Regions from separate parts of the Mus musculus genome. Here region 1 is linked to region 2. Evidence: chromatin loops called from intact Hi-C (ENCODE). Cell type or tissue: gastrocnemius. All regions are shown on one strand. Links, peaks and the distances in the headings refer to the core of each region. The heading gives the core; the rest is flanking DNA.

Evidence for each region. Peaks named below come from ENCODE experiments on the same cell type or tissue, not always from the same donor. Only the 100,000 strongest peaks of a DNase experiment are listed, where the experiment ranks them.
Region 1: it touches region 2 in a loop (1.8-fold over the local background); 2 of 42 quality-filtered maps call a loop at or near these places.

What each region holds. Positions count from the first base shown.
Region 1 is chr5:134,204,791-134,216,422 of GRCm38, forward strand. It overlaps Gtf2ird2 (GTF2I repeat domain containing 2), which reads left to right. Exons shown (of 16, transcript NM_053266.1): 10 at 1,981-2,037; 11 at 4,090-4,152; 12 at 6,408-6,485; 13 at 8,262-8,345; 14 at 9,177-9,360; 15 at 9,851-9,879; 16 at 11,346-11,632. Among named protein-coding and RNA genes, the nearest start is that of Ncf1, 19 kb to the right of the region's middle. In gastrocnemius, for the core only: no CTCF peak of the experiment used is centred there; DNase peaks (open chromatin) are centred at 5,338 and 9,430.
Region 2 is chr5:134,261,668-134,273,299 of GRCm38, forward strand. Gtf2i (general transcription factor II I) reads right to left here. Exons shown (of 34, transcript NM_010365.4): 11 at 10,857-10,919; 12 at 4,876-4,989; 13 at 4,070-4,135; 14 at 1,918-2,101; 15 at 176-234. Among named protein-coding and RNA genes, the nearest start is that of Ncf1, 38 kb to the left of the region's middle. In gastrocnemius, for the core only: no CTCF peak of the experiment used is centred there; no DNase peak of the experiment used is centred there.

The DNA of each region.
Region 1 (11,632 bases), core at 1,922-9,921, 57 kb before region 2:
CTCCAGTTTCAGGGGCTCCAACATCCTCACACAGACATACACGTAGGTAAAACACCAACTGCACATGAAATAAAAATGATGATTTTTTTTTTTTAATTAAGAAAAGCTTCTCAAAGCGACATCCTGCATACAGTCATGGATCTATCAGGTAATGCAGCTTATTGAGGCAAGTCAGCAGTCTGTAAAGGACCAAAGTCGGCTGATTAAAGATGCACCAAACCTCATCGAAAAGACTTCCAGGGCTGGAAAGATGGGTCAGTGGTTAAGAGCACTGTCTACTCTTCCAAAGGTCCTGGGTTCGATTCCCAGCACTGACATAGCATCTCACAACCATCTATAACTGCATCCCTGTGGGATCTGAGTCCCTCTTCTAGTGTGTAGCTACACCTGCAGACAAAACTCCCATATACATTGTCTTAGGGTTTCTATTGCTGTGTCAAAACACCACGACCAGAAAGCAAGTTGGGGAGGAAAGGGTTCATTTGGCTTTCATTTCTACATTGCTGTTCATCGCTGAAGGAAATCAGGACAGGAACTCAAGTAGGGCAGGAGCCTAGAGGCAGGAGCTCATGCAGAGGCCATGGAGGGTGCTGCTTCCTGGCTTGCTCCTCATGCTTTGCCCAGCCAGCTTTCTTATAGAACGCAGGGCCACCAGGCCACAGATGGCACTACCCACCATGGGCTGGGCCCTCGCTTATTGATCACTAATTGAGAAAAATGCCTTACAGTTGGATCTCATGGAGGCATTTCTTAAACTGAGGACTGTTTCCTCTTTGATGACTCTTGCTTTCATCAGGTTGATATAAAACTAGCCAGTACATACATTAAAATAAATAAATAAATAAATCTAGCTGATTGCTATGGCCACAGCAATAGGATGACTGTAACAGGATCCACTGCCTTCCTTGTGAAACGGATCTGATTCCCGGTAGCTAACACTGTTGTGGGTGGCTGAGCACATCACCCGCTGTCCTGGCACTGCGGAACAGTGAAGCATGGCATCATGGAGGAGACCTGCCAGTAAGCCTTGTGCTCTTTCCTCTCCCCTGCCTAAAATGCTTTCGATTTGTAGATTAATTCCAAGATATGTTTTTTTCCATAACAACAACAACAATAGACCACTTCCAGGAGGATCAGTGGGTAGAATACCTGTCCCTAGACATCCCCAGCACCCGCATATTCTTAGGAAAGAACCAACGTCTACAACTCGACCTCTGACCTCCATATATGCATTATGGCATGCACCGCCACACGTGTGCATGCACATAATAGATACATGAATTTTTTTTTTTTTTGAGACAGGGTTACTCTGAGTAGCCCTGGCTGCCCTAGAACTCACTCTGTAGACCAGGCTGACCTTGTCCTTACCGAGATCTGCCTGCATCTGCCTCCTGAATACTGGGATTAAAGGCGTGCCCCACCACAGCCCTGCTTAAAACAGTTTTTTAGAGATAGGAAACAAAAAGGACTTTGTAGTGGTGCGACTGATTTGGGGTCACTCAGGCTTCTGTAACTCTTTTATTTTATTTATTTTATTTTAGACAGGGTCTATGTAGCCCAGGCTGGCCCCAAACTTAACTGTGTCCTAGAAGATGGTCTTGAACTCTTGCTCCTCCTGCCTCCACCTCCCGAGTGCTGGGGATGTGGATCCCGGAACTTCTGCGCCCTAGCTAAGCGCTCTACCTACTGAGCCACATCCCAGTCCTTAAAATGCTTCCATTGCATTCCGTGGCCTCTTTGCTTTATTCTAAATGTTTTATCATGTTTCTAATTTATGCATTGGTGGGGAAGGGGGGAATGCCATGGTACACATGTGCAGTACTCAGTTCCCTCCTTCCATAATATGGGTCCTGGGAGTCAAACTCAGGTCCTCAAGCTTGGCTGCAATCACCTTTACCTGCAGAGCCATCTCGCCAGCCCCAGTGACTTCTGTATGTTGTGTTTTGGTGCTGGGCTGTAGACTGCTTATTCTCCTTTCAGGAAGCCAGCATTTTTCCGCCAGCAGTGACGTCACTGGAATGGAGCTACCATCTGAAGGTTAGAAAACGAAGTGTCTCCTCCCCCTTAACACGGGGGAATAAAGAAGGTGGCCTCCTGGCATGTCTGTCTTAGGAAGCAGCATTAGGGGCTGTGTGGTTTGCGTTTCCGATCTGTAAGTGCAGTGAGTGGGAACCCCACACCGATGCTGCCCACTGTGGCCTTACCACGGTAGGTCTTTTTGTTTGCTGGCAGAGAGGATGTAGGTAGCCCAGGTTGGAGCTCACCGTGTAGCTGCTGACCTCAAACTCGCAGCCTCCTCTCTGCCTCCACATGAGGGAGGAGGGTGTGGCACTATACATCTGGCCTTTCTTCCCTTTTGTTTATTTATTTTTGTTGTTGTTTATTTGTTTGGTTGTTTTATTGGTTTGTTTTGTTTTTTTTAAGACAGGATCTCACTCTGTAGCCCTTGCCAGCCTGGAACTCACTCTTTAGACCAGGCTGCCATCAAACTCCACAGGTCTGCCTGCCTCTTCCTCCCAAGTGCTGGGATTAAAGGCTACACAATCACACCCAGCCCTCTCTTTTTAGAAGACAGGCTTTGAACATAGTTCAGGCTGGCATCAAAGTTGAAACCCTCTGCCCCAGCTTCCTTAGAGCAGAGATTGGAACCGGGGGCCACCGTACCCTACATCTCTCTTTTTTAATCCTAGTAATTCATTTTTTAAAATTCATTTCACTTTTTAATTGTGTGTGTGCATATCTGTGCACCTGAGTTCGGGTACAGACATAGGGTAGGAAAAGTATCAGATGCCCTGGAGTTGGAATTACTGCCAGTTGTGAGCCTCTCAGGACGGGTGTTAGGAAATGAGCTCTGGTCTTATCCAAAAACAAAAAAGCGCCTGCTTGCTTGCTTGCTTGCTTGCTTGCTTGCTTATTTATTTATTTATTTATTTATTTATTTATTTATTTATTTATTTGATGTATATGAGTGCTCTATCTGCATATACACCTCCATGCCAGAAGGCATCAGATCCCTTTATGTGGGAATTGAACTCTGGACCTCTGGAAGAGCAGCCAGTGCTCTTAACCGCTGAGCCATCTCTCCAGTCCACTCATCCCCACCCCCCACCCCCCCAAGAGTTCTTAACAACTGAATCCTCTCAGCCAGGCAGTTGGTGGCCTGTGCCTTTAATCCCAACACTCAGGAGGCATGGGTAGGCAGATCGACATGAGTTCAAGACCAACCTGGTCTATAGAAGGCATTCCAGGATAGCCAGGCTACACGGAGAAACCCTGTCTTGAAAAACCAAAACAAGTGAGTCACCTCTCCAGCAGCCCCTCCCCACCCCATAGCAGTCGATTACAAAGTTAGGAAGCACCATCACCACGTGAAACACCACTGCCCAAGTAGAGGACCCAGTGTCCACGACTGGGAACAGATCTAGATTGCTTGGTCATATGTAGAAGTTTCTATCTCCTCTAATCCCTTAGAGGAGAAGCCCATGTGAAATTATGATGTTTACTTCTGTGGAGACAAGGTCTGACTGGCCACAGACTTCCTTGTGTAGACGACAGGACGACCTCCGTCTTCTAATCTCTATGCACCGCTAAGGTTGGGATACAGTGTTTGTACATGCTAAGCAGGTGCTCTACAAACCAAGCCACGCCCCCCAGGCTGACATCATAAGTTAGTGCCTGATGATTATCTCTTACAAAAGTAAACTCACTGTGTGTTTAGTATGTACAAACGGGGCTGGAGAGATGGCTCAGCGGTTATGATCACTAGCTGATGATCTTCCAGAGGTCCTGAGTTCAGTTCCCAGCACCCACATAGCAGCTTACAATTGTAACTCCAGTTCTAGGAGATCTAACATCGTTTCGTGATCTCTGCGGATGTGAGCAAACACTCTTATACATAGAATAAAATAAACCTTCTGAAAAATTCTAAAACCAAGGCCATCCTGGGCTACCAAGTGAGCCCTTGCCTCCAAACAAAACAAAACTCCAGCATGAGGATAAATGTGGGTAGGGGTGGAGCTGGGGGCAGTAAACTGTGGGAGCCTGAGATTGCTCAATCATGAATGTCATTTTAGATGTTTTCTTTTTAAGAGTCTACTCGGATGGTCGCTTTAGAGACCAATGAGGACCCCGAGACTGAGGTAAAAATGGAAGGTGAGTCACCAAAACGCTTGTTATTGTCACATGGTCAGGGTGACTTTCCACGCAGCCCTCACTACTTCTGAAATGATTATTGTACGGTGGTGATTGGAACCGGTGTGTGTATGTTCACATTCATGCATGTGTTGGATGAGAATGAGCCATAGGCTCCCATGTGTGAATGCTTGGTCCCCAGTTGATGGAACTGTTTGGGAAGGATTAGGAGGTGTGGCCTTGGTGATGGAGCTGTGTCCCTAGAGGTGAGCCTGGAGGTTTCAAAAGGCCCCACCATTTCCAGTTAGCCCTCTCTGCCTTGTGCTCATGGATCACGATGTGAGCTCTTAGTTACTGCTTTAGCACTGTGCCCGCTTGCCTTCTGCCACAAGGGTCATGGACTCTAACCCTCTGGAACCATAAGCCTAGTAAACTCCGCCTTCTATAAGGTGCCTTGGCAATGGTTTCTTATCATAGCAACACAAAAGTAACTAAGACAGATGACCATGTCTCGATGCATGGAGGAGTCAGAGGACATCTTTGTGGAGTCACTTCTCTCCTTCCTTCCACCTTGAGATGGGTCCTGGGGACCGAACTCAGGCCACCAGCTTTGCAGAAAACGTACCTTTTCCCACTGAGCCACCTCACTGGCCCTCAAATAGAAATAGAATTAGCCCTCTCTTTAGCCACAGTTAGAATTAATTTGAGGGTTTGGTTGGTGGGGGACACAGTATGGTGTCCACATCCTCTATTTATGAAAAGCCAGCAAGGCCACTTGGAGCCCTGGGTCCTGATAGTTTCACCTTTGCAACGAGAGTAAAAGGTTTAATGATGGCAGCTGTCTCCTTATTGGGTGGGCCGCAACAATCAATTGTTTTTGAAGATGTCACCATGTACTTTATTAAGCAGAAATGGGCTAGCCTAACACTCACTCAGAAGGCCTTGTACGATACGGCGGAGGACCTTGCACAAGTGTCTTGTCTGGGGCTTTCTCCAAACCAATTCTCATTGCCAAGCTAGAGCACAAGCTAGAGCAACCCTCATTGCAAGCTAGAGGCGGAGTTCTCCCAGTCAAAGGAAGCCTTTGGCAGTGGGGGTTAGAAAGCAGGCTTCACGGGGCACCTCTAAGAACTGAGCAAATACACCCAATGAGCCAAAAGCACAGCGCGTGCAGTGAAAGTAAACATCCCTCCAAATCAGCCGAGCAGACAGGAAGAGAGATTAACTCCTGACCTGTCTATCCCAGCTTGCCGAGGAAGGCGAGTCAAGAGCCAAGTTGAGTGATGTCCAGTGCACTGTCTCTTTTTCTGTAGTCACGTGGACTTCCTCAGAAGCAGTGCTTTTCAGTTCACTACAGCTCTTCAGCTGGATGTAAGGAATCTCAGGCCTCCCTCTCCCTGATGATCATCCTGTTCAGCCGCAGAGTACAGGGTCAGAGGATGCCATCCATCTGGCACATTAACAGCTGTCACAATGTTGCAACAAAGTACTGAATTAATGAGACTGCAGGGCGGTGGTGGCGCACACCTGTAACCCCAGCACTTAGGAGTCAGAGGCAGGAAGATGTCTGAGCTCAAGGCCAGCCTGGCCTATAGGACAGCCAGGACTTCACAGAGAAACCATATCTTGAAAAAAACAAAAACACAAACACAAACCAAAGAGACTGAAGAAATGGCTTAGCCATTGAGAACAATGTTGTTGATCTTCTGGAGGACCCAAATTTAGTTCCCAGCCAGCTCCCATCTCGTGTGGCTCCCAACTGCCTCTAACTCCAGCTTCTTCTGGCCTCTGTGTGCTTACATGCTTGCATCCCAACATAGACACACACTCATACACATAAATGAAAAGACATTTTTTTCTAAGAACATCAGCAACTTAAAAGAGGAGGGGAGACAGTCTTTCCCAGCGTAGCAGACACTGCACGGTAGCCAGAGCTGGAGGCAGCTGATCACATTGTATCCACAGTCAGGAAGCAGACAGATTGATGCTGGTGCTCAACTTTCTTTCTTCTTTTTGTTCAGTCTGGGCCCCCAGAGCATGGGGTGGAGCCCCAACATCAGGTTGAGACTTCTCTCCTCAGTGTACACTCTGGAAGCACCCTCACAGACATGTCCAGCCAGATTGACCTTGAAGGTCAACCATCTTTCAACACCGCACACAGGGGTGGGGATAGGGAGGCAGTATCCAGGCTGCACTTCTCCTTATGTAACACTTGGGTATATTTTAGAGACTTGCAGATTTTCTGGTCACTCTGACTCTTTCTGTTTGCTCTCAAGGAAATGCAAGTCCATCCAACCTTGTAAACTCTGCAGCAGGTGTTGAAGACCTTAGGATCATACAGGTGACAGTCGCAGGTGGGGACATCCACTTAATGTCTTCATCATTTGAATCACAGTTTTCTTTTTTGTAAAGTTTGTTTTCCTTTATTTAGGTGTGTATGTGTGTCCAAGCGTCTGCCATGTGAGTGCTGTGAGTGTGGTACCCAGAAGAGGGCACAAGATCCCTTGAAGCTGCCCTGAAACTGGCTCTGCAGACCAGGCTGGCCTTGAACTCAGAGATTGGCCTGCCTCTGCCTCCCGAGTGCTGGGATTCGAGACATGTACCACCACCCAGCTGTATTTATTTTTAATTTGTCGTGATTTACTTTGTTTCCTGGGTATGAGTTTTGTCTGTGTGTGTGTGTGTGCACTATGCAGTGCCTAGTGCCCATCAAGTTCAGATTGGAAGGGTAAGATGCATGCGCTGGAAAGGAAACAGGACCTTTGCAAGAGCAGCAAGTGCTCTTAGCTACTGAGCCAGCTCTTCAGAGGCCCCCTGAGCCACTCTTTAAAGATTACTTATTTAAGTTTTAAGACAGGGTCCCACTCTGTATCCCTGGCTGGCCTGGAACTCACTGTGTAGACAGGCTGGCCTCTAATACAGAGATCTGCCTGCTTCTGCTTCCTGAGTGCTGAGAGGTATGGACCACCACACCAAGCTTTTAAAAGAATGTTTTTAATTAGAGCTGGATATGGTGGTGCATGCATTAAACCCCAGCACTCGGGAGGCAGAGGCAGGCAGATCTCACCCTGGTCTACAGATCAAGTTCCAGCACAGCCAGGGCTGCACAGAGAAACCTTGTCTTGAAAAAGCAGGAAACCACCAGGCGTGGTGGCGCACGCCTTTAATCCCAGCACTCGGGAGGCAGAGGCAGGCAAATTTCTGAGTTCGAGGCCAGCCTGGTCTACAAAGTGAGTTCCAGGACAGCCAGGGCTACACAGAGAAACCCTGTCTCGAAAACAAACAAACAAACAAAACAAAAAACAAACAAACAAAAAAACCCAACCAAACAAAAAAAGCAAGGAACCAAACCAAACAAAATTTTAATTAAAAAAAAAAAATAATTTTAAAGTATTGAAAGATATCCCCTCTGAGCCCTAGCCTCGTTTTTCTTCACTTCTTGTCCTGTGGGATGGGCTGAGGTTTGCATTACAGTATTGAAGGCAGCGATGGAGATACCACCCTTGTCCTGCTCAGCACTGAACATGTTCCTCAAGAACAGCATGCGCAGTGGCTGGAGACAGGTCAGGGCTGAGAGGGTTTACTGTTCGTGCAGAGGGACCCAGGTTCTGTTCCCATCTCACCCCCGCTCATAACCACCTGAAGCTCCAGGGGACCCCACATCTTTGTCTAATCTCCATGGGCGCTTGCATGCGTGTGGCACACACATAAACACAAATAAAAAAAAACACAAATTAAAGTAGGGCTGGAGAGATGGCTCAGCAGTTGAGAGCACTGACTGCTCTTCCAGAGGTCCTGAGTTCAATTCCCAGCATCTACACAGTGGCTCACAACCATCTATAATGAAATCTGATGCCCTCTTCTGGAGTGTCTGAAGACAGCTACAGTGTACTCATATTAAATAAATACATTTTTAAAACATTTTTTAAGTATTATGGGGTATGTTTCTATGGGATTGTCAAAATTATCATCTGTAACAGCTTCCGTTTTGTGTATTTCCCAAATGCTCACTTACTGTGCTCAGGTAGCTAACCAATAAGACAGGTAAACAGGCATTTCTGCTAATATCTGTCTTGAAGAGGAAAAAAGTGTATGAATGAGCCTGGTTTGTGTCTTCCTATTATTTGTAGATAATGAGAAGGAGAGGCTCTCAGGCCTCGAAAAAATTAAGCAACTGCGAGAACAAGTAAACGACCTCTTCAGCCGCAAGTTTGGTAAGTTTCTGTTGTTGGCACACATCCATTACACTTAAGTGTGTGTTGGAGGGCATGCACACACGAAGACACTGTCCTTGGAGACCAGAAGAAGGCGTCAGAGCCCTTAGTGCTGGAGTTACAGGCACCTGTGAGCTGCCCAACATGGGTGCTAGTAACAAACGCAGTCCTTTGGAAGAGCAGCAAGTGATCTTAACTGCTGAGCCATCTCTCCACCTCCAACATTTATAGACTTTACCCACCCCACCCCTTAATGGAGTACTGAACATTGAAAGTACTCTAGTCCTGCTATAATCACTTGCCGAAATTTCTTTTCTAGTTATTTATTTTTGAGATAGGCTGTGACTGTATGACATAGGCCAGTCTTGAATTCAATCAAGATATTCTTGAAAAGTGCCGGAATTACTGCCCTGTGCTGTTTTTGGGTAGTTCAAAAATCTCCAGGGAGTAGGCAGTTCTTGAACTTTTGATTCTCCTGATTTTAGCCCCCTGAATAGCTGGGATCCTAGGCCTGTGCCACCAGGTTCAGCACAGTCATTGTTGGGTTTGGAGACAGCAATGTCACTGTCTTGGCCCAACTGACGTCAAACACTTAGACTCCAGTAACCTTACCTCTTGGCTACTCAAGTACAGATGTGCACCTCCAGGTCTAGCTCTTGACACTAAAGACAGAGCCCAGGAAGCCTGGCGTGTGAGCCAAGCATTTAAGAATTCAAGTCCATAGACTCTGACTCAAAAACAACAACAACAACAGACAAACAAACAAAAAACCTAAAGCTTTGAAAACTAAGGCACAGAGGCATCCAGTTTACCCCGCACCTCTCATCACAGGGGAGGCGATCGGAGTGGACTTCCCCGTGAAGGTTCCCTACAGGAAAATCACCTTCAACCCTGGCTGTGTGGTGATTGATGGCATGCCTCCGGGGGTGGTGTTCAAAGCCCCCGGGTATCTGGAGATCAGCTCCATGAGGAGGATCCTGGATGCTGCAGACTTCATCAAGTTCACGGTCATTAGGTGAGTGAGTCCCAGCTCCCCTAGAGCAAGCTGGAGATGGGCAGCCGCCTAGTGAGCAAGTCTGGAGCCCAGCCAGGAGACCAGCCGGGTGGGGAGGGGCCACCCTTCATCTTGGAGTCAGGATGCTCCAAGGCATTCCACTCTCTTCTGCTTCTGCAGCTGTGCCTCTGGTCCTGTTCCTCTCATTATTTTTTATTATACTTATGTATGAGGGGCTTGTCATGGCACATGTGTGAGGACACTTATGAAAGTCAGTTCTTTCCTTCTACCACGTGGGCCCCAGAGATTGAACTCGGGTCTCGGGTTTGGCAGCAAGCATCCTCACCCACCGAGCCATCTTGCTGACCATTGTGGGTTTCCCCCCCTCAGCCTCACTTCCGAGTTTGCCTAGCTAGCACTGTGTCGACACCACCAGAAGTGTGGAGACACAGCTAGCTGGGCCGAATGAAAACAGACTTCCTTCCCCTGTTCCTCCCCTGTCTCCCTGCAGACCACTTCCTGGACTTGAACTCAGTAATGGTGAGTATTTTGAGAAGCAGGAACATGGCAGGACACAATGGTTTGTGTAGTGTCATGGTGGGCACTTAGCACAGGGCCCTCCCACCTGCAGCCTGGAGCCTGCCAGTAAAGCAGGTGGCCTTTCAGATGTGCTGGTTTGGTTTGTTAAGGGCCTGGGGATGACGCCCAAGGTCTCTCGAGACCTAGGCAAGTGCTCTACCTTTGACCTACACCCAAAGCCCTATTTACCTTTTATTTTACTTCTCTTTTGTTCCTTGGTTTTTATTATTGTTGGTCTCAAGGTGCAGCTCTGCCCAGCCTGGAAACTCCCTGAGATCCACCTGCCTCTGCTTCCCGTTTGCTGGGTCACAGGTACACAGCACTGCACCCAGCTGTCTGGTGTTTTGAAGACAGTGTCTCACTCCTTCAGTCCCAGACACTTGCCTACAATTTATTATGTGGTCCAGGCTGCCTTCTAAGTCACAGAAACCGTCTTGCTTCTGCCTCCCAAGTGCTAGGTTACAGGCTCCTGGCACCATACCGGGTTTTATGTGGTGTTGGGTATCAAAGCCAGGGGGGCCTCTTGCATAGCATGCAAGCACTCTATCACATCTCCAGCCCCACTACAACTTGTTAAGATACATATATATATATGTATATTTATGCTGTCAGGAATTATTCCACTTAACTGTATAGTGGCTTCAAACACCAACACACCGAGCCCAGTATGCTGCCGCAGGTCTGTAATCCCAGCCCTGGGGATTGCATGAGTTGTAGGCTAGCCTGGTCTACACAGTGAGGCCTTGTCTCAAAAAAAGCCAAAACACACAAACTCAATCCCCACTAACACGTGCACATATAACCACACTACTCACCTGAGTTAGGTGGGGGCTGACTCTACCCTGGCACTTTTGAGGTCTAAAGCTTTGGCAAGTCGTGTATTTCCTTTGCTTGGTCCCTTTTTTAATATTTCAAAGCTCTCTTGGAAGTTAGGCAAGGTGGCCCACAGCTGTAATCCCGGCACTGAGGAAACTGTGGCCAGAGGCCCACTAGGAAGGAGTTCAGGGCCAGCCTGAGCTACAAAGTAAGGCAGTCTCAAAAACAAACAAAAACAATCAACAAAACAGTAAACATGCCAGGCGTGGTAGTCCATACCTTTACTCCCAGCACTCAGGAGGCGAGACATGTGGATCTGTGAGTTTGGGTCCACCACCCTCGTCTACATAGTAAGTTCCAGGACAACCGGAGCTATGTAGAAATACCCTGTCTTTTTTTTTTTTTAAAGGCCAGAGAGAAGCTGGAGATGGTGGCACATGCCAACCATCTCACATTGATGAGGTGGAGTTAGGATCAAAACGCCAAGGTCACTGTTGGCTCCCTAGTGAGTTTGAGGCATGCTGGGGTATCAGGACACCCGCTCTCAAAATTAAATAGAACAGGGCAAGGGTTAGGGAGTTGCCAAGTCACCATTCCATGTCTCTATAAAGTGGGGAAACGGAAGATAGACCAGGAGGGCCGCGTGTTTCAAGAAAAGTGGGAGCGAGCCTATTTCTTCGTGGAGGTGCAGAACATCCCCACGTGTTTGATCTGCAAGCAGAGCGTGTCGGTGTCCAAGGAGTACAACCTGCGCCGCCACTACCAGACCAACCACAGCCGGCACTATGACCAGTACTCGGGTCAGGCCCGGGAAGAGAAGCTTAGAGAGCTGAAAAGGGGACTGCGGAAGTATCTCCTGGGGGCCTCGGAGATCGTGTGTCCAGAGCAACCATTCCCC
Region 2 (11,632 bases), core at 2,332-10,331:
TTGTTGGGATTTGAACTTTGGAAGAGCAGCCAGTGCTCTTAACCGCTGAGCCACCTCTCCAGCCCCAGAGGTTTCTTTCTTTATGAGGAAAATAAACTAAAGAGGCGGCAGCTGCACCGAGTGGTCACAATTCCCATGCACACAGCCATGGGCTAACTGGAGGCGAGAAACCCACCTCCTGAGGCTGGTTTATCAAGCTGTAAATCTTCTCGTGTTGAGTTCAGAAGCTCATGTCTGAAAGGAGAGAATTAAACAGTGAGTACCTGCCAGAAGTCTCTAGCTAGGATACTATCTAGCAAACACAGCACACATACAGTGCTCATCTGTCAAGACTGACTGCAAGCCAGCACACCCAGACCAACTTCAGACCCGTTCTCCAGAATAGAAAGTGCAAGCTGTCCCAGAAGGCGCTTCATGTGCTTAGAGTGAGAGGTACCCTGCTACAGGGATGGAAAAATTTTACAGTAACATAATCCTGTAATTTTATATTATATTTAAAAAAAATTCTGTTGTTTGTATATTTGTTTTTAAAGCTCTACATATATCTAACAATTATATGTGCAGGGCCAGAGATATTATATTTTTTTGAAAAATCAAACAATCCATGAAACACACGAGCTCTGATTCACACAGCCCCGTGGAGCTCTTGCCTAGGGCGGAGGACGGGAGGACTACTCCAGCACTCCTGACACGAGGGGAGGAGGGAGGGAGGATAGGTCAGTAGACACCATGCTGAATGACAGTGGGCTGGGATGGAAAGCACTTATTAAATTCTGTAAGGCCACCTCTGGGCAGGCAAAGCAGTCAAGCTTCACGCACACGCGTGCGTGCACACACACGCACACAGCCTAGGACTTTCTAAAGCAAAGGCTTCATTACGTTCTTCAGTCTTATTACAATGGAACAAAGCTAGTATTTTACTCCCTTCATGTAAACCAGGCTGGCCTCACACTCGTAAAGCTCCTCTTGTCTCTGCCTCTTGAATGATGAGACTAAAGGTCATGCTACAAAAACATGGCAATGCTTTCCGTGTCCTGGGACACTCTTTCAGACCTCCGACAAGCGCACTGGCTTAGGGAAGAGCGAAGGACGCCATCCTTGCTTCAGCGTGGAGGGTGGTACCGCCAGCCTCGCTCTCCTGTCCATTCTTCCCTCCAAGCTTAGCTTATATTAACTTCCAATCTTATGCTCACGTGCTTTCAATTTTCCAGATGTAGAGCAGTGGTACTCAACCTTCCTAATGCTACAACCCCTTAATACAGTTCCTCGTGTTGTGGTGACTCCCAACCTTAACATTATTATTGCTGCTACTTCATAACTGTAAACTTGCTACCGTTATGAACTGAAATGTGAATACTTTAGAAATAGAGGTTTGCCAGAAGGGTGGGGACCCGAGCAGCACACAGACGCTGTGGCTACCTTTCTTGGTGTGACATCAGGTGGGCAGGCTCTCAGCCCTGCACACACTCACGCACACACTCTAAGGTGGAAGAACCGGCTGTCGCAGGAATGGCTCAGCAGAGCTTTCTCTGTAAGCAGGAGGATCAGGGCTCAGATCCTCTGCCGTCAACCACTGTCAGGTACGCAGCGGCCCACCTGTAAGTCAAGTCTCAGATGGCAGAGACACCTGCTGTAGTGATACCGGCTAGACCTCTGAGAGACCCATCTCTAAAGAGTGCAGTAGAAGAGTGATATTAACCTTGAAGCCTACAAACATACCAGCACACACACATGTAGCTATGTGTCACAAATGCACACATACAAACACAGGGAAGTTTGAAGATAAAGAGATATGCAATCTCGCACGCTTTTACATACAGTCTGTGATTAGTACTTGACAGCATTAATAAACAAAACAAACAAAAAAAACCGAGCCAACCCAAACAGCCAAGAGCCCCATGCAAGTGCCTGGCTTACTTCTTAATCACGAAGCGGATCCTTTCCTTCGCCAGCAATATCCTCTCAAGGCGAGGAATGCCGTACGTCGACGGCCTTCTAAAAGGAATCCCTTCAGGAAGCCCTTCTACGTAAAGATCTTCAACATGGGACTGGAAAAGAGGGTACGGGATCGTCACCGGGCCTTTGGCTTTGATGGCTTGAGCTTTAGGATGAAAAGAGAAACGCGCAGTCGTTACAAGACAACAGAATGACAGGCGACAGGCAACGCTGCTTTGTCTACAGAAGTGAACCACAGTGGGCAGCATGTGTACGACAAACTCAGGACCACCGAGGCTTTACAGCATAAGCGTTTGTTATCTATGACTGAACTCCTAAAAGGATTTCTTTCATATAACGAGATGGGAAACATTCTTGATCTGCACCATTCATGATAACAGACAATTCTTTACCCAAGGGTAAAAAGAACGCAGCAGTCATGGACCATGTCCTCAGGGCTGTGCGCACGGTCCCCAAATACAGCGTGTCCCTGTCCCACCAGCACCACTGTCGGCTGGTGCTCTGCATCAGTGCTTCCCACGCCATACATGTTAGCAGTGGACAGGGACAGAGCGGAAACTTTGCTGACCCCCTAACACAAATACCAAGTCTACATAACACAGTTAGAATTCCTCCTGCGGGCCAATTACCACGGAGGTTGCTTTCAGTGTATAAAACATGACTGTTAGGACATTTTCACAGCAGTTGACTCACAATTACTTCCTTATACACAAAAGATTCTTGGTTGGTGGCTATGGTGGTGATTCCATCACTCGGGAGGCAGAGACAGGAGGAGCTCTGTGAGTTCCCTGGTCTCTATGGTGAGACTGCCTCAAGCAAACCAAACAATCCAATAAATGGCAGTCTCCGGAACCTTTCACCTCACACTGCTCCTGTCACACTGGACAACTCTAGCTCAGAACCCGGCTAATTACAACATGAAAGCACTGAGAACAAGCATGGCCACCGCACCAGGTGGCATCTGCAGGGACCTCAGGACAGGCCCACTCAGAGCAGGAGGCGGGGAGCACGAAGACAGACATGGAACCCTGGCCTAGCTATGACCTGACTGCTGTACCTCGCTACTTCTACATGAACCACCTGCTTTCCCTGCTTTGAAATGAGTGAATTAAAAGCATAAGCTAGGACTGGAGAGATGGCTCAGCGGTTAAGATAACTGACTGCTCTTCCGGAGGTCCTGAGTTCAAATCCCAGCAACCACATGGTGGCTCACAGCCATCTGTAATGAGATCCGATGCCTTCTTCTGGTGTGTCTGAAGTCAGCTACAGTGCACTCACATATAATAAATAAATCTTAAAAAAAAAAAAAAAAGCATAAGCTAAGGCCTGAACACAAGGTGGGAGGAAAATATGAAACATTTAGCAAGTTTATTACATTTTAACTCTATGAAGAGCTCAGCCACAGTTAAGGGACCAGGGGGGCTGAAGGCATGACACAATGGTCAAACACTGTTGCTCCTGCAGAGCTTCAGTCCCAGGATGCACTGCAGTTTACAGCCACCTCCACACAAGGCGCACAGAACCTACGTGGATGCACCCTGAACACTCATACATCTAATAGAAAATAAATGGTTTTTAGAAAAGTCTCCAAGAGCCAAGATCAACAGAGTGTAGATCTGTGAGTATGCATCCGAGCTAGCCATGATGGCACACACCTTAAGCCACACCCTCTGGAGGCAGCGGAGGTGCAACTCTGTGAGTTCTGGCAATCAGAACTACGAAGTGAGACTCTGCCTCAAAAGCACGAAGTGGCGTGTGTTTGTGTGTGTGTATGTGTGTTGCTTCCACTTACTGGTAATCCAGAAAGTGCTTTTTTTTTTAAAATTTATTTATTTATTATATGTAAGTACACTGTAGCTGTCTTTAGACACTCCAGAAGAGGGAGTCAGATCTTGTTATGGATGGTTGTGAGCCACCATGTGGTTGCTGGGATTTGAACTCAGGACCTTCGGAAGAGCAGTCAGTGCTCTTACCCACTGAGCCATCTCGCCAGCCCCGGAAACTGCTTCTAAGACGCCCTACATGTATAAGGGACGGATGTGAGGAAGGCTTAGCTCCCTGGCAGACCGGCCTGCCTGGTCTGAGCAGTGACCTGATCTGGATGCAGACATACCATATTTTCTTTCGAACAACTCTTCAACTTGTTTCCGTAGGTCAGTGATGCGTGCGTTCCATTTCTCTGAAAATGAGAGGGAACCATTTTCAGTAAATAGGGCAGCTTGGCACTCTACTCTCTAGAGCAGACAACCTATCTATCAGCCCACCTCAGTCGGGGTTTTTTCCTGCCTCCCCAAGGGTCTTTCCTTTTTCTGTGTTTCTTGGGAACAGCTGGAGACTGAAGGACATTTGAAACTTGTTTTTAGAACAGTACCCAGCCCGCCTCTTTGGAGCTTTTAAACTTCTGAAGATAGGCAATCAGATAAGACTGGTCCAATTAGGCACTACAAAACAGCAGCAAAAAAAAAAAAAAAAAAAAAAAAAAAAAGAGAGAGAGGGAGGCCTACACAGGCCCTCTGGGACACCCTCTGAAGCCTGTTAGCTGCAGAAAGGCAAGGCTTTATTGGGAGGTGGCTGCAACTTCCACAGGATGCTAAAAAAATTAAACTCACATACACACAAACTCCAACTAGCAGAGCACTGGTCTACATCTCTCTCAACTGGAACAAAACAAAGACAATTTCAAACTATGGATACAAATCTAACACCCCTGTATTTACTCGGTCCCTTAGAATACATGGGCAACAGAGTAATACTGAAAACCAAGGCACTTCCTTGTAAAATGAAGGTTTTACTGCTTTGAAGGGGAGGGGGGCACCAAATGCAGTCTCCTCCCCATGGCTAACAGACTTCCTACAGACCCACCCACTGCCTCTGACGTCACTGCCTCTGATGTCACTGCCCTCCGCTGAAGACACTTACCAAAGTTGAACTCCCTCACTTTGCGCTTGCCAGCGTTGGCGGGCTCCGGGACGGGCGGGGGCGGGGGCGGCTCCGTGCTCTTTAGCCTCTTGGTGGGTGGAGAATAGTCATCATCTTGAAAAAGAAAACCTTTGTTACCGGGGGAACCAGCTGCTGGGTGTCAGCGTGGTTTGAGGGCAACTCTAGCCACTCACGAGGACTTCCTATGCTCCCTCGCTGCAGCTCCACGCTACACCACTGCCCGCTGCACCGGCCAGGGCAGCTGCTCATCCCCTCTGACCAGTTTCTCCCCTAAGAATTTTCATGGCTAGAGTTATGCTCAACTTCAAGGGTTTGGAGGAAAAAGGTTTTACCGGAGGCAGCTACTTCACTATAACAGTACAAGCGTGTTATAGAAAAAGAATGAAGGCCTAGTCAAAGAATAAACTCACAAACCACTCTGATGGCCGCGAACAAGGGGGTTGGAGAGGGGCAGGGGCAGGGGTGGCCTAAGCCAAACCTGCAGTTTTTTTCTGTTAGTTTAGGATTTTTTTTCCTTTTAGTTTACTATTTGCTTCTTCTGGGGCCTGACTCCGGGGCCTTGTGCTCTCCCACTAAAGCCCCAGCCTTTTGTTGTTGCGGTGACTTGAGATAAGGTGGCTTTGGATTTAGGATCCTCCTGCCTCAGCTTCCTAAGTGCCAGGACTGCCGCATGCACCACCAAGCTGGCTCTGTAAACCTTTTCAATAGCACAACGTTTCCACAAAGAAGGGAACAGAGATGTTGACTCGCTCAACATAGGACCGTGTACAAATACCCTTCAGGATTCAAGCCCAGGTACACACAGGGCAGTCCCGTGTGAAGTTCATGTTCACTCTCTCAATGCACCCCACACTGGAGCGGGGGATGCCTGGCCCAGGGAACCACAGCCGCCAGCATCCCGAGGTCAGGACCCACCCCTAAGTTGTCAGCTCTAACATCTGCAAATGGAGCACACAGAATCTTTAAAGACAGAGTGTAAACTGTCGGGTGTAGTGGTGTACACCTTAATCCTAGCACTCGGAAGGCAGAGATGGGTCAGTTCTAGGCCAGTCAGGTCTATACAATGAGACTTTGTCTTAGAAAGGAAAAAGAAAAAAAGGTGTAAGTAGGAAGATGGAAAACTCAAGGTCTTCCTCAGCTGCATACCAAGTTCAAAGCCATCTTGGGCCTTGTGACCCAATATAAGAAAAATCAATAGTACAGAATAGAAATTACTATTTAGGGACAATGGCTATCAGAAATGACCATTCAAATACAACAAAATATTAAGCTAATTATTTTAAGGTGTAATTTTTACTCTCAAACCAACTTTTTAAAAAAAGTCAAACAAACTGAAGCCAGGTGTGGTGGCCCAAGCCGGTAATCGCAGCCAGCATCTGAGAGACAGATGTCACGCTTGAGGCCACTCTGGGCTTCCACAGAGAAGAAAACTAGGTGTCGGGGCACACACCTGTGATCCCAGCACAGACACAGATGGAAAGTTCAAGGCCAGCCTGGGCCACATTAGACACAGATGGAAAGTTCAAGGCCAGCCTGGGCCACATTAGACACTGTCTCATTTTTTAAAAAAGAAAAAGGAAACAGAGGGAGGCTGGGCAGTGGCTCCGACTCCAGTTGACTCTGGGTTAACTCTTTCTCCTAAGCCCCTCAAAAGATGGTCTGCAAAACAAAACAAAACAAAACAAGACGGGCATGGTGGTGCACGCCTTTAATCCCAGCACTGGGGAGGCAGAGGCAGGCAGATTTCTGAGTTCGAGGCCAGCCTGGTCTACAGAGTGAGTTCTAGGACAGCCAGGGCTATACAGAGAAAACCCTGTCTCGAAAAACAAAAACAAAACAAAACAAAACAAAAAGATGGTCTGTTCAAACCCAGGCTGAGGGAAAACAGGCAGGTAGATTTTTTTGTGTCAAGGTGTCACTTCTTAGGCTGGGTATAGTAGCTCACACCTTTAATCTCAGCCCTTGGGAGGCAGAGGCAGGAGGATCTCTGTGAGTTCCAGGACAGCCAAAGCTACAGAGAAACCCTGTGGGGGGTTGGGTAGGGTACGGGCACAAAATATGCTGATAGTTTATGAAGATAATCAATCAGACATGAACATTAAAAAGTCTAACAGTATTTAATACCATTAATGCTAACAAAAACTGCAAAATGGTTTAAAACATAGTCTGGTTGCACTCTCCTGTGAGACATGAAGGTACAGCAACAAATACAACATGGGGCTGAAGGCGTGGCTCAGCGGTAAGGCAACTGTTCACAAAGTTCCTGTCAGGCTGCTGGGCGGTGTCGAATCCCTGTCCCTTCCCTTTAGAGCCAATCCTGTAACCTGTCACTTTGCACTGGGTCCTCTCTGGCTATGCGTGAGCTGTTTAAAGCACTACAAATGCTGGCCAGTCAAGTACCAACAAACTCAACAGCTGCCTCAATGGCTTCCACCCTCCCTGCACCAGGCTGGGCCTCCTTCCTGCACCACCTGCTCTCCAGTCTGCTTCACAGCGGCCCTGTAGCATCAAGGTAATGGGTATGAGCTGTTGTTGCTCCAGGCAAAGCAATCTAGCCAGCCGGCAGGAGCCTCACCAGGCGCACATAAGGCTCCTATGTTGGTGGAGTGCTGCAGGCTTCAGTCATCTGAAGCAGCCAATACCCTCAGCATTAATTTAAAAAAAAAAAGCCACCCCTGGACCATGACTCCCTCCCGACTGTCAACCCTAAGCTTCCTAATGACACCGCAGAGCTGAAGAACGCTGTGTAACCCACCTAGCTCTCACCTGCATGCAACCAAGTGGTGGTTTAGCAGGGCTAATAGTAAGGACTAACGTGACCCCATTCCAGTGGGTGGCACACACAGTTCTGCAGTAATGTGTGTCGGTGCGCAGTGAACAAGAGACCAGATGGACCACAAGCATGCAGAAAAATTTATGTGGCTTTAAAGAAAAAAAAAAACAGAAAAAAATTCCAAGGGAGTTCACCCATGAAAAACACAACATGAATCAGAAAACAAATTCATTCGAAAGCAACTTCAAGAAAAGTAAAATAAAGCCCAAAGTCAAGATCAGAGGCGGGGCACATATGAACGTATGCAAATGACTCAATGTGCTCAAATGGTTTGGGGCCAGGGCGGTTAAAGGCAACTGTGTTATAAGGAAACAGTTTTTCAAAGGCATCTCTTTATTACCTAAAGAGACCTCACAAAACAAGATAAAAACAGACCAAGCTCGAGATCCGTCAAACAATCCAGGGAGGGAGTGATCCAGCCTGCGAGCGTAGCCCCTAGTCACAGCAATGCTGGGGCTTAGGGTATGTGGGACAAATGTCCTACACCTTCACTGCACATGGCAAAGGAAGTGGCCTTCCATCCTAACCCCAAACATAACCTCAATGTTTATGAAACTGAGGCCTGCACAGTCTGATAGCTACAAAGCTTCCCAGAGCTGGGTTGTTGACGTCAGCTGTGAGCTGCTAAGGGCTGCCTCTAGTCACAGGATTGCCACAAACAAGAGCCCAGAGACCACACTGTAAAATCCAAACAAGGCTGGGTTGTTTTTTTCCCCCTTATTTCTTCTTTTTTCTAAACTATATTGGAAAAGTAGAAAGATAACGAGGGGAAACCCGTTTCCCGGCAGCAGGGGCACTCGTAGTTCTGAGCCCTTCCTACACAGCGGAAGCACACCCTACCCAACCAAGCATCTTCTCTAGCCATGCTTTTCCTTTACTGTTTAAAAAGATGTATTTATTCTATATGCATGTTGGTTTCACGATTGTATGTGCACCACATGCAAGCCTGGTGTCCCTGCAGTCCAGAGGAAGACACTGGCTCCCTGGAAGAGAAGTTACAGAAGGCTGTCAGCACCGACTGCCCAGTCACCTCTGCAGCCCCAGCCTTTCCTCTTAAAAGGGTTTCATCCATGACTGCAGGGACCTTTTTCCATCCCCTTCGGTTTGTTTCTGTGGTTTCAGTACTAAAAGAGCAGGATTTACTTTGCAAACAATCTTAATCTAGCCACTGTACCAACGTGGCGCCAGGTGTGGTGGCACACACCTTTAATCCCAGAAACCAGGGGGCAGAGCCAGTGAGTGGATCTGTGTGAGTCTGAGCCAGCCTGGTCTACACATCGAATTTCAGAACATCCAGAGCTACAGAAAGAGAACTTGTCTCAAAAAAAAAAAAAAAAAAAAAAGGAAGCGCCAGATGGTGGCAATGCAGACCTTTAATCCCAGCACTCAGAAGGCAGACACAGGCCAGCAAATTCCAGGACAACCAGGGTTACACAGAGAAACCATGTCTCAAAATACTAGGAAAAAAACAAACAAACTCCAAATCCAAAAACTGAAAACCTAACTTGGCTCTGTATCTTATCCAAGGTTTTATTTCTACAATTCAAAAAAGCACCCACTCTTCTCACTTCTGCCTAAAGAACAAGGCTGGTTCACAGACTCAGAGGTTTTTACCAGTTCATCAGGGCTTTTCCATTTTAAAATGTGTACTTCACTCATTCATTCATTTACTGCCCGTGTTTGGAGAGGGCCGGGAGCTTCTCGCCAGTGGGATGTGGGGAGCAGGAGCTGGGTCTCCTCTGCTATGGGGGTCCTGGGGACTGAACTCAGGTCATCAGGCTTGGTGACAAGTGCCTTGACCAGCTGAGCCACCTTGCCAGCCCTTAATAGGTTCTTAACTAAAGGTGACAAAATGTCAATTCTTCAACGGACCAGGAAAAATTCAAAAGAGCTTTCAGGTTAATAAAATCACGTTACAGAGAAAGACAAATCTATGGATTCATTGGCTGACAGCAGCACATGGAACATGAGGAGATTTCTTCTGTCAGGTCAGAGGCATCAAGCAGCTCACATCTTCAGTACTACAGACACACAAGGGACAGGGACAGAGAGACAGAGAGAGGGAGACAGAGCACACCCAAGCTCCCAATCCAAGGGAAGTTATGCTGCGGCCTGGGAAGAAGCCCTCCCCCCGGCTGTGTGGGGCTGGGGCTGGGGCAGCGGCACGGGCTTTGGGACAAAGGTCTGCTATGCTAATGCACCTGTACTTGGCAGCACCCACACAAACACGCGTGTCTGTAAATCATCCTTCAGCGATGGACTGCCACCGCTGTCAGATGAAGGGCAGAGTGGCTGCAGGGCGACCCTGGGATTAAAGGGAAGGACTTGAATGACAGGCGCACCTTTAATCCAGCCCTTGACAACAGAGGCAGGCACGTCTTAGAGTTCAGGGTCAGCCTGGCCTCAGAGTGAGACACTACCCTGAAAAACAGTTAAAAATATTAAAGGCCTTTAACCTCAGCACTCTGGAGGCAGAGGGAAGAGGATCTCTGTGAGCTCTAGGCCAGCCTGGTCTACACAATAAGTTCCAGGCCAGGCAGGGATGCAGAGTGAGACCCTGTCTCAAAACAAAACAAAAGGAAAAAAATCAACTAGGGGTAAGAAAACTTAGCTAACGGTGATTATTTTAAAATTTTAAATATTTGTAACCATTATTTCCAAACATTTTCAAAAAACAAATAGTGTAAATAGTGTACTGAGAGTCGGGGGGGAGTGGTTACTGACCAAGTATGATGGCATATGCCTATAGTCTCAGTTACTTGGGCAACCGAGGCAGGAGGATGGCTGGAGCCTAAGAGATTGAGACTGTCCTGGGCAGCCTTGTCCTCCCCTTTTCAGACTGAAATTCAGGGGGCTCCAGCTTTAGTTCTTGTACCATAACCCAAAAGATCCTGGAATCTGCCTCTGTGTGTGGACCTGTGGATCTAAATTTGGATTTTTTTCCCCTCAATTACTTCTGCATAGCTGTCACCCAGGACGCCCAGAGCAACCGGGGAGCCCTGCTGGGGCGTGGGCTGCTCTGTCCCCAGCTTCCTTCAGAATGGATGAGACGCATACTCAATGTGACTATGACATATATGCTCATGACCAGAAGGGAACTCTTGGCGTCAAGGCTTAAGTGACTAACCTTCAATGGTCACCTCAACTTCGGGGTCCTCACTGGTTTCTGAAGGGACATGTTGAGTAGAATCTTGAAAAAAATAAAATTCTAAAATGACATTCATTATTCAGCATATCCGTGTGCGCCAACACTTACTGTCTGGGACTCCAAAAGCAGCCTACAATAAAATGCAGCTGGCGTCTGAATTCATTTCATGTTCTTTAAGAATATTTGACCCTTGATTATAACTGGGGATGAAAGAAAACAAATGTAGAGAACCCTGGAAACTGTTAAGATAATCACCACATTACCTGCGTCGGTGGCCTCAAGAGCCCCAGGCTCTTGCGGGGAATGCAGCCACAACAAAGTCATAACTGTTTCCTTGCTCTGACTGGAGGATGCCAGTTAGAGCATGAGACCTGCTTTCTAGTTTGGACCCTGGCCTCTCGCCTTCCAGGCGTCCTAGCAGTGGTTTACACAGTTAAATGAAGCCACCATAACATTTTGCAGAGGGGACCTTTGCAACAAGGGAGACCAGTGACGGACGGCATGCACGGCTGCTGCTGACTCGGTCAATCTGCAGGGTCCTTCCACTGAGGCTCATGTTATTACACAAAAACGCACAGCCACAGAAAGAGAGGTTAGTGCTGGGCGGGCACTCTTGTTAGCTCATTAGCTCTTTTATTCTGCAAAGGCTGAGAGATGAACCAAAGACAGCGGCGGCGGCCACTGCTGTCAGTACAGGAATAGAGAGCAGAGAGAACCCAAGGGCGCTCAGCTGTTAACACTGGAACACAACAGCA